2 separate regions of the Homo sapiens genome follow, and region 2 is linked to region 1. A link is a contact called in ENCODE Hi-C or POLR2A ChIA-PET data. All regions are on one chromosome and are shown on one strand. Each heading gives the region's core, a stretch centred on a gene start or an enhancer-like site at or near the end of the contact. The rest is flanking DNA. Distances are from core to core; before and after follow the strand shown.

Evidence for each region. A loop is a pair of places that touch in the nucleus more often than their neighbours do. ChIA-PET counts read pairs that join two places held with the same protein, here RNA polymerase II (POLR2A). Pooled maps may share reads with other maps.
Region 2: a loop to region 1 is called in a pooled map, with 5 times the contacts of the local background. The contact joins the promoter of SLC25A38 here to the promoter of SS18L2 in region 1. A Hi-C loop is called at or near these places in 1 of 168 maps with a recorded cell type or tissue (B cell), 1 of 37 single-sample maps with no recorded cell type and 6 of 50 pooled maps. POLR2A ChIA-PET finds 5 or more read pairs at or near these places in 2 of 52 experiments (CD8-positive, alpha-beta memory T cell and activated CD8-positive, alpha-beta T cell).

What each region holds. Positions count from the first base shown.
Region 1 is chr3:42,589,195-42,592,151 of GRCh38, reverse strand. It overlaps SS18L2 (SS18 like 2), which reads right to left and starts at 1,292. Exons shown (of 3, transcript NM_001370300.1): 1 at 1,186-1,292; 2 at 551-627. The coding sequence starts at 1,254. It also overlaps a transcript of SEC22C not described here.
Region 2 is chr3:39,381,490-39,384,692 of GRCh38, reverse strand. SLC25A38 (solute carrier family 25 member 38) reads right to left here and starts at 1,323. Exons shown (of 7, transcript NM_017875.4): 1 at 900-1,323. The coding sequence starts at 968. LOC105377644 (a long non-coding RNA gene) reads left to right here and starts at 368. Exons shown (of 3, transcript XR_007096252.1): 1 at 368-452; 2 at 1,649-1,740. RefSeq lists enhancers at 115-184, 655-704, 715-814, 835-1,014 and a silencer at 275-424.

The DNA of each region.
Region 1 (2,957 bases), core at 43-2,542:
GACTCTATTTTCTCTCATTTTGGTATCTACTTAGGGAGTGCATTAAATTATTATGCACAATTTACCTTTGACTTAACTTGTAAATCCTTTGTTTGTCTTTGTGTGTGTGTCACTAACAGACTGACGGGAAGTTAGAAATGAGAGGAAGCTTAGCAGTCAAATGGCCTGACCCCTTCACTTAACAGAGAAAGGATGAGGCAGGGATCCAAGATGAGAAAGGGGCCATGGCTCTAATCTCCTGAGCTTAGTTTTCTGTGTGCTCTCACCCCCATCCCTGTTGTCATCAGCCGGCATAGCTTTGAGTGAAGGAGGCTTTGCAGTGAGAATAATTCACATTTTGAAGAAAGAGCCACGTCTGACTCCAGGCTCCGCAGTGTACTCGTTGTATGGTCTTGGGCAGGTTGGCAAACTCTTTGAGCCTCTCTTTCCTCAGTTCAAAGAGGGGCTTAACTGCGATCAATCACCCAAGACTCTTAGTTCGAGAAAGCACCGCATCACACAGGCTTCCCCTCTACCCACAGGTCAGGGGCGCGGGGGTGGGGGTACTTACTGCACGCACTCGTTCCCGCGGCCCTTGTTCTGATACTCCACAATACAGCGGATCAGCTGGTCATTCTCCTCAAGGAGCTGAAAGATCAGAGAAAGAAAGGGTCAGTGCAGGCCGGGCGCAGTGGCTCACGCCTGTAACCCCGGCCCTTTGGGAGGCCGATCTAGGCGGATCACGAGGTCAGGAGTTCGAGACTAGCCTGGCCAACATGGGGAAACCCCATACTAAAAATACAAAAATTAGCCGGGAGTGGCGTCGCGCTCCTGTAATCCCAGCTACTCAGGAGGCTGAGGCAGGAGACTCGCTTGAAGCCAGGAAGCGGTGGTTTCAGTGAGCCAAGATGCACCACTGCACTCCAGCCTGGGCGACAGAGCGGGACTCCGTCTCAAAAAAAAAAAAAAAAGGAGAGAAAGGGTTAGTGCAGTGTGACGTCTGGACGGCGGGGGACCGAACCCCATGCCGGGGTCCTGCCCCGGCGCCTGTGCTGATTTCGTGCCCATCTCACCCCGCACCCCGGCTGCTCAGCACCCTTCACAGTCAGCTGGGAGGCCGCTCACTACAGGATGCTTCTCGCACCCCGCAGCCCCTCGGGATCCCGACTTCTCTCCGCCCGCCCGCCCGCCCGCGTGGATGCTCACCCGCTGGATAGTCTCTTGATTGACTTCCGCCTTGCCCCTCAGCCAGTCCGGTACGAAGGCCACCGACATCCCGAGGAACCTCCGGAACCACGACCGCCAAGCAACTCGACCCACGATAGGTGGGGCCTACGCTCTCGAAGTTGATTGGATGCTCCCGCCTACAGGGCGGGGTACAGAAGGGACGTCATTTGTGACTGGACGCGCAAGAGCTATACTCAGCGCTTTCCTCGGTCCCAGCCCCCAGAACGCCGGGGGCGTTTTCGTATCCTTTGCGCTTGCGCAGTCTGGAGAGCGAAACTTGTGGGTTGGGGCTGGGTCTACTGCTGACCTACCTGGCGTCAGCACCTCCAGTGTTAGGCTGTGCATGCTTTTTTTTTTTTTGAGATGGAGTCTCGCTCTGTCGCCCAGGCTGGAGTGCAGTGGCGCATCTCAGCTCACTGCAAGCTCCGCCTCCTGGGACTACAGGCGCCCGCCACCACGCCCGTCTAATTTTTTGTATTAGTAGAGACGGGGTTTCACCATATTAGCCAGGATGGTCTCGGTCTCCTGACCTCGTGATCCGCCCGCCTCGGCCTCCCAAAGTGCTGGGTGTGCATACTCAATCTATCTGCAGGAGCGGTTTGCTCGGCTTCACCCAGCGTGTCTGGCACCCAGATACATGGCTTCAGATCCATTGTCCTCTCTACATCACTCTGTGCCTCCAGGTCTGCATCTGGAGCATGAACATTGGCTATGGCATTGTCTCCTGCCAGGCCAAATCTGCAGGCCAGGAAAACTCTGGTATTAGCTTTACTCTTTGCTGAACGAGAAATTCGCGTTTTTCCACATAGCCTGGACTTATTTGGGGCAGGAATAATGCTTATTAGGTTGGCAACCCTAAAAAGCACTGGTATTTTCTCCATTTTACAGATGACGAAACAGGTTAAGTAACTTGCCCAAGGTTCCTTAGCAAAGCCAGTCTCTGAATACGGGCAGCCTGGCTTTAGAACTCTCACCCTTAACAACCCGGGACTGCCCAGGCACCATACCGCAAAGGTGTTGTGCCGCAAGATGCAAGGAGGAAGCTGGACATACCTTCTTGGGCCACATGGTTACTCCTGGTGACCACTGCAACTGAATTGGTTGTAGTCTTCTAGACCAGTGGTCCCCAGCCTTTTTGGCACCAGGAATTGGTTTCGTGGAAGACAATTTTTCTTGTCTTCCACGGAGGTGGGGGTGGTTTTGGTATGAAACTCTTTTACCTCACATCAGCAGGCATTAGATTCTCATTAGGAGCGCGCAACCTAGATCTCTTGCAAGTCCAGTTCACAATAGGGTTCACGCTCCTGTGAGAATCTAATGCTCCCGCTGATCCTAATGCCCCCGCTGATCTGAGGGGGCAGAATGCTCGGCGGTAATGCTTATCCGCCCTCTGCTCACCTCCTGCTATGCGGTACCGGTCCCCTGTTCTAGCCATCCGTGGTGGATGTGGTAACAAGATTCGTTTTCCCTGGAGTGAGCAGCGGCCACTTCATTTAGGAGGGAGATCTTGGGAACCTACACTCCTAAAAAGGGGAGGTCCCTAGAGCTTTATTCCCCTGAGTGGTGGCCCTGATCCTGAGCAAGCTCATCTGCTTTACTGGGCTTTCTCTCCACAATCCCTTTATTCAAACCTGTGAAAAGGCAGCTTTCATCCCATTTCTTTTTTCTTTTTTTTTTGAGACAGAGTCTCGCTCTGTCACCCAGGCTGGAGTGCAGTGGTGTGATCTCGGCTCACTGCAACCTCTGCCTCC
Region 2 (3,203 bases), core at 74-2,573, 3.2 Mb after region 1:
CACATAAGAGTACAAACTGGATCCACAAGCAATTCCTACTGCCCTGAAAAAACTATCCTAAGTCCAATTCACATCTGGAGGCGAGGGCTGGAGAGCCCTGAAAAAGGTAAGCAGGTTTTCAAAGACGTCAACGTAAAGTCGCCACCGCCGCCGTCTCCGCCTTTAAGGATTAAAAAAAAAAATAAAAGCCGCCCCTACCTCGGGCGCAAGACCTCAGAGGGAGAGCTGCGGCAGCTGCAGTGGCCTCAGGCCTTTAGCGTCTAAAGACTGGTTGCACCCCGACTCCACCTACCGGGCAACCACGCCGCCAGCCCCGCCTCCGCCTCCACCAATAGCGGCCCGGCGGCCCGGGCACGATGACCAATCGAACGCCGGAGGAGGCGTGGCGTCGCTGGGGGACCACGCGCCGTCCCAACAGGCTGGAAGGGTGCCGCCACGACTGGCCCCTCCAGGTAGGCCGCCGCCCGCGGGCGCACAGCGCTACCCGGCCAGCTCGCTGCGGCATCAACGGCTTCTCAGCGTCAGCGCTATTATCAGGCCTTGTGACCGTCCCAAATCTGCCCGGGTGCCCTTCCACCTGGCAGCCTACTCGCACCTTGTGGGGGCCGCGCGGGCACACTCCCCGGCACGCGTCCAGTCCAGGCCCCGGCAATTCCGCCCTTTACCGGGACATCGGCCCTACAGCGCCTGCCCCCAGGGCTGGCCTGCAGCTCCTGGCCTCTCCTCACTCCCTGCCCCCTTCTCAATTCCCTTAGTCAGACTCCTCTCCCGCCGCATCCTAAATCCTGAGCGCACCCTGGGGCGCGGAAAAGGGTAGCCGAGCCTTAGCAACGCCCCGAATTCTCCGGCCCGAGCCCGCGGTTCGGACCCCTGCCCTTCCTTCCCCGCAGTGCCCTCACCATAAGCGTTTCCACCGTGTCTCCGACATCTTGGGGTTGCAGCAGCGACGGACGTGAGTTCTGAATCATTGGAGATGAGGCCCGCGAGTCCTCTGGGCCCAGGGTGCCGTCGACGGGCGCTTGGGCCCAGCCCTGGAGGCCTTGAAGAAGGCTAGGGGGTGGCGCTAGCCAGGCGACGCGCTTTAAGCCGCGGGCTCTCTGACGTCTGCGCCTATAAGCACGCAGCCGCCGGGGTTCGGATCCTGCTAGTCCAGGGGCTGCGGGCGCGGAACAATCTTGCTGCGGGAATTACGCGCCGCTCTTCACCCGCGCCGCAGACTCCGCGGCTCTGCTCTCCTGCCCATCCTGCCCTGCTGCAGGCTTCAGCACCGTAGGAGATGAGGTTCTGTGTATCCCGGGGTGGAGGAAGCGCCGGAGGAACTCTGTAGAAGGGGAGATTTCGCTTCCGGGTGGGACGCTTGTCACGTGAGGGTGTTCTGAGTGCCACCTGGTGAAAACGCCCAGAACTGAAGGATCCGCGCTTCCTTGCACCCAGAACTTAATGGAGCGTCTGCAGGGAACTTTGCTTTTGCGTGGAACGTCTGAACGTATTTACAATCCAGACCTGGTCTGCCCAGTAAGGCAGCCACTAGCCAACGTGGGCTATTGATTTATTAATTGATACATTAATTTTAATTATATTAAAACAAGCAGTGTGGAATGCTTTCTCCTTAAACAGGCGTTTTTTTGTTTTGTTGTTTTTTTTTCAGGACCATATTTCCCTTTAAATGCTGAAAATTTAGTGTGGAATTGATATGTACTGTATGCATAAACCACACGCTGGATGTCTAAGACTGGTGAGGTAAAATCTCAATAATTTTTATATGTTGAAATGATATTTTGGATATATTGGGTTAGGTGAAATATTAAAATTAACTTCAGGCCGGGGGCAGTGGCCCAGGCCTGTAATCTCAGCACTTTGTGAGGCCTAGTCTGGAGGATTGCTTGAGGGAGCCAAGGAGTTGGAGACCAGCGTGGACGACAAAGCAAGACCCCGTCTCTAAAACAAATAATAATAACTTCATGTGTTTCTTTTTAAATGTGGCTAGTAAAACATTTAAACTTTAACATGTGGCTCCCATTACATTTCTGTAGGACAGCGCTGGTCTAGTTGGTCAAAATTCTGGTTTATTGCTCACCTGGAATCTGTCAATGGCTTTTTTGGTCTCCCAACTTCCCCTTATGCCTGTCTGGCTGATCCATGGAAAAGCATTACTGCTGGGATCCTGACACTCCTGTTGAAAATGCAGTGGCCCTGGTAATAAAGTCCAAGCTTTTCATAGCAACCTTCGCTACTTTCCACCTTCATTCATCACCCAAGAACTAGATCAGAAAGGAAAGTGACTTAGGGAGCAAGATAATATTTTTTCAGGCTTCATTCCTGTGCTTCTGAGGTACATAGAACAGGAAGGAAAGTGGTCCCAGAGGAGGTTATTCCCAGAAAGGATTAAGGAAAGTATAAACATTAAAAAAAAAAAAAAAATTACAGGCCGGGTGCGGTGGCTCACGCCTGTAATCCCAGCACTTTGGGAGGCCGAGGCGAGCCGATCACGAGGTCAGGAGATCGAGACCATCCTGGCTAACATGGTGAAATCCCGTCTCTGCTAAAAATATAGCCGGGTGTGGTGGCAGGCGCCTGTAGTCCCAGCTACTCGGGAGGCTGAAGCAGGAGAATGGCGTGAACCCAGGAAGTGGAGCTTGCAGTGGGCCGAGATCGTGCCACTGCACTGCAGCCTGGGCGACAGAGCGAGACTCCATCTCAAAAAACAAAACGAAACAAAATTACAAACCTGCCTGGTGATTGAATACTTTGCTACCCTTTGTTCTAAGCTGCAAGGCTTATTTTTCTTTGTGCAGTAGTGATGTTGATAACTATGCACTGAAACTTCTTTTTAAAGGAAGACCTAATTCCACCCTGACACCCACCCCCGCTGCACTGATTCCATAAGACAAGAATCCCTACTTTTGAGAAATCATGGGTTGGCGTATTTTAGAGACTGCTCTTGGCCACTCTGGGTGTGGGAACACAGGTGGGATCTAGAGTGAAAGCCGGCCCTCCACTCCCTCACCCTTCCAGGTATGCCTGCTTGGCTGTGGGCTCAGAAGAAATGGGCTGGCTTTCAAGGGTGGCAGCTGGCAGATTTCCCTCCTCTGTATCTGCTCCTGCCATGCTTACTCATAACTCTAAAGCCCACAGGCCCTTCTTTTCCCACATCTCCTCCCCTGGATGTTTGTGGGGATGCAGAGATATATAATGATCATGGG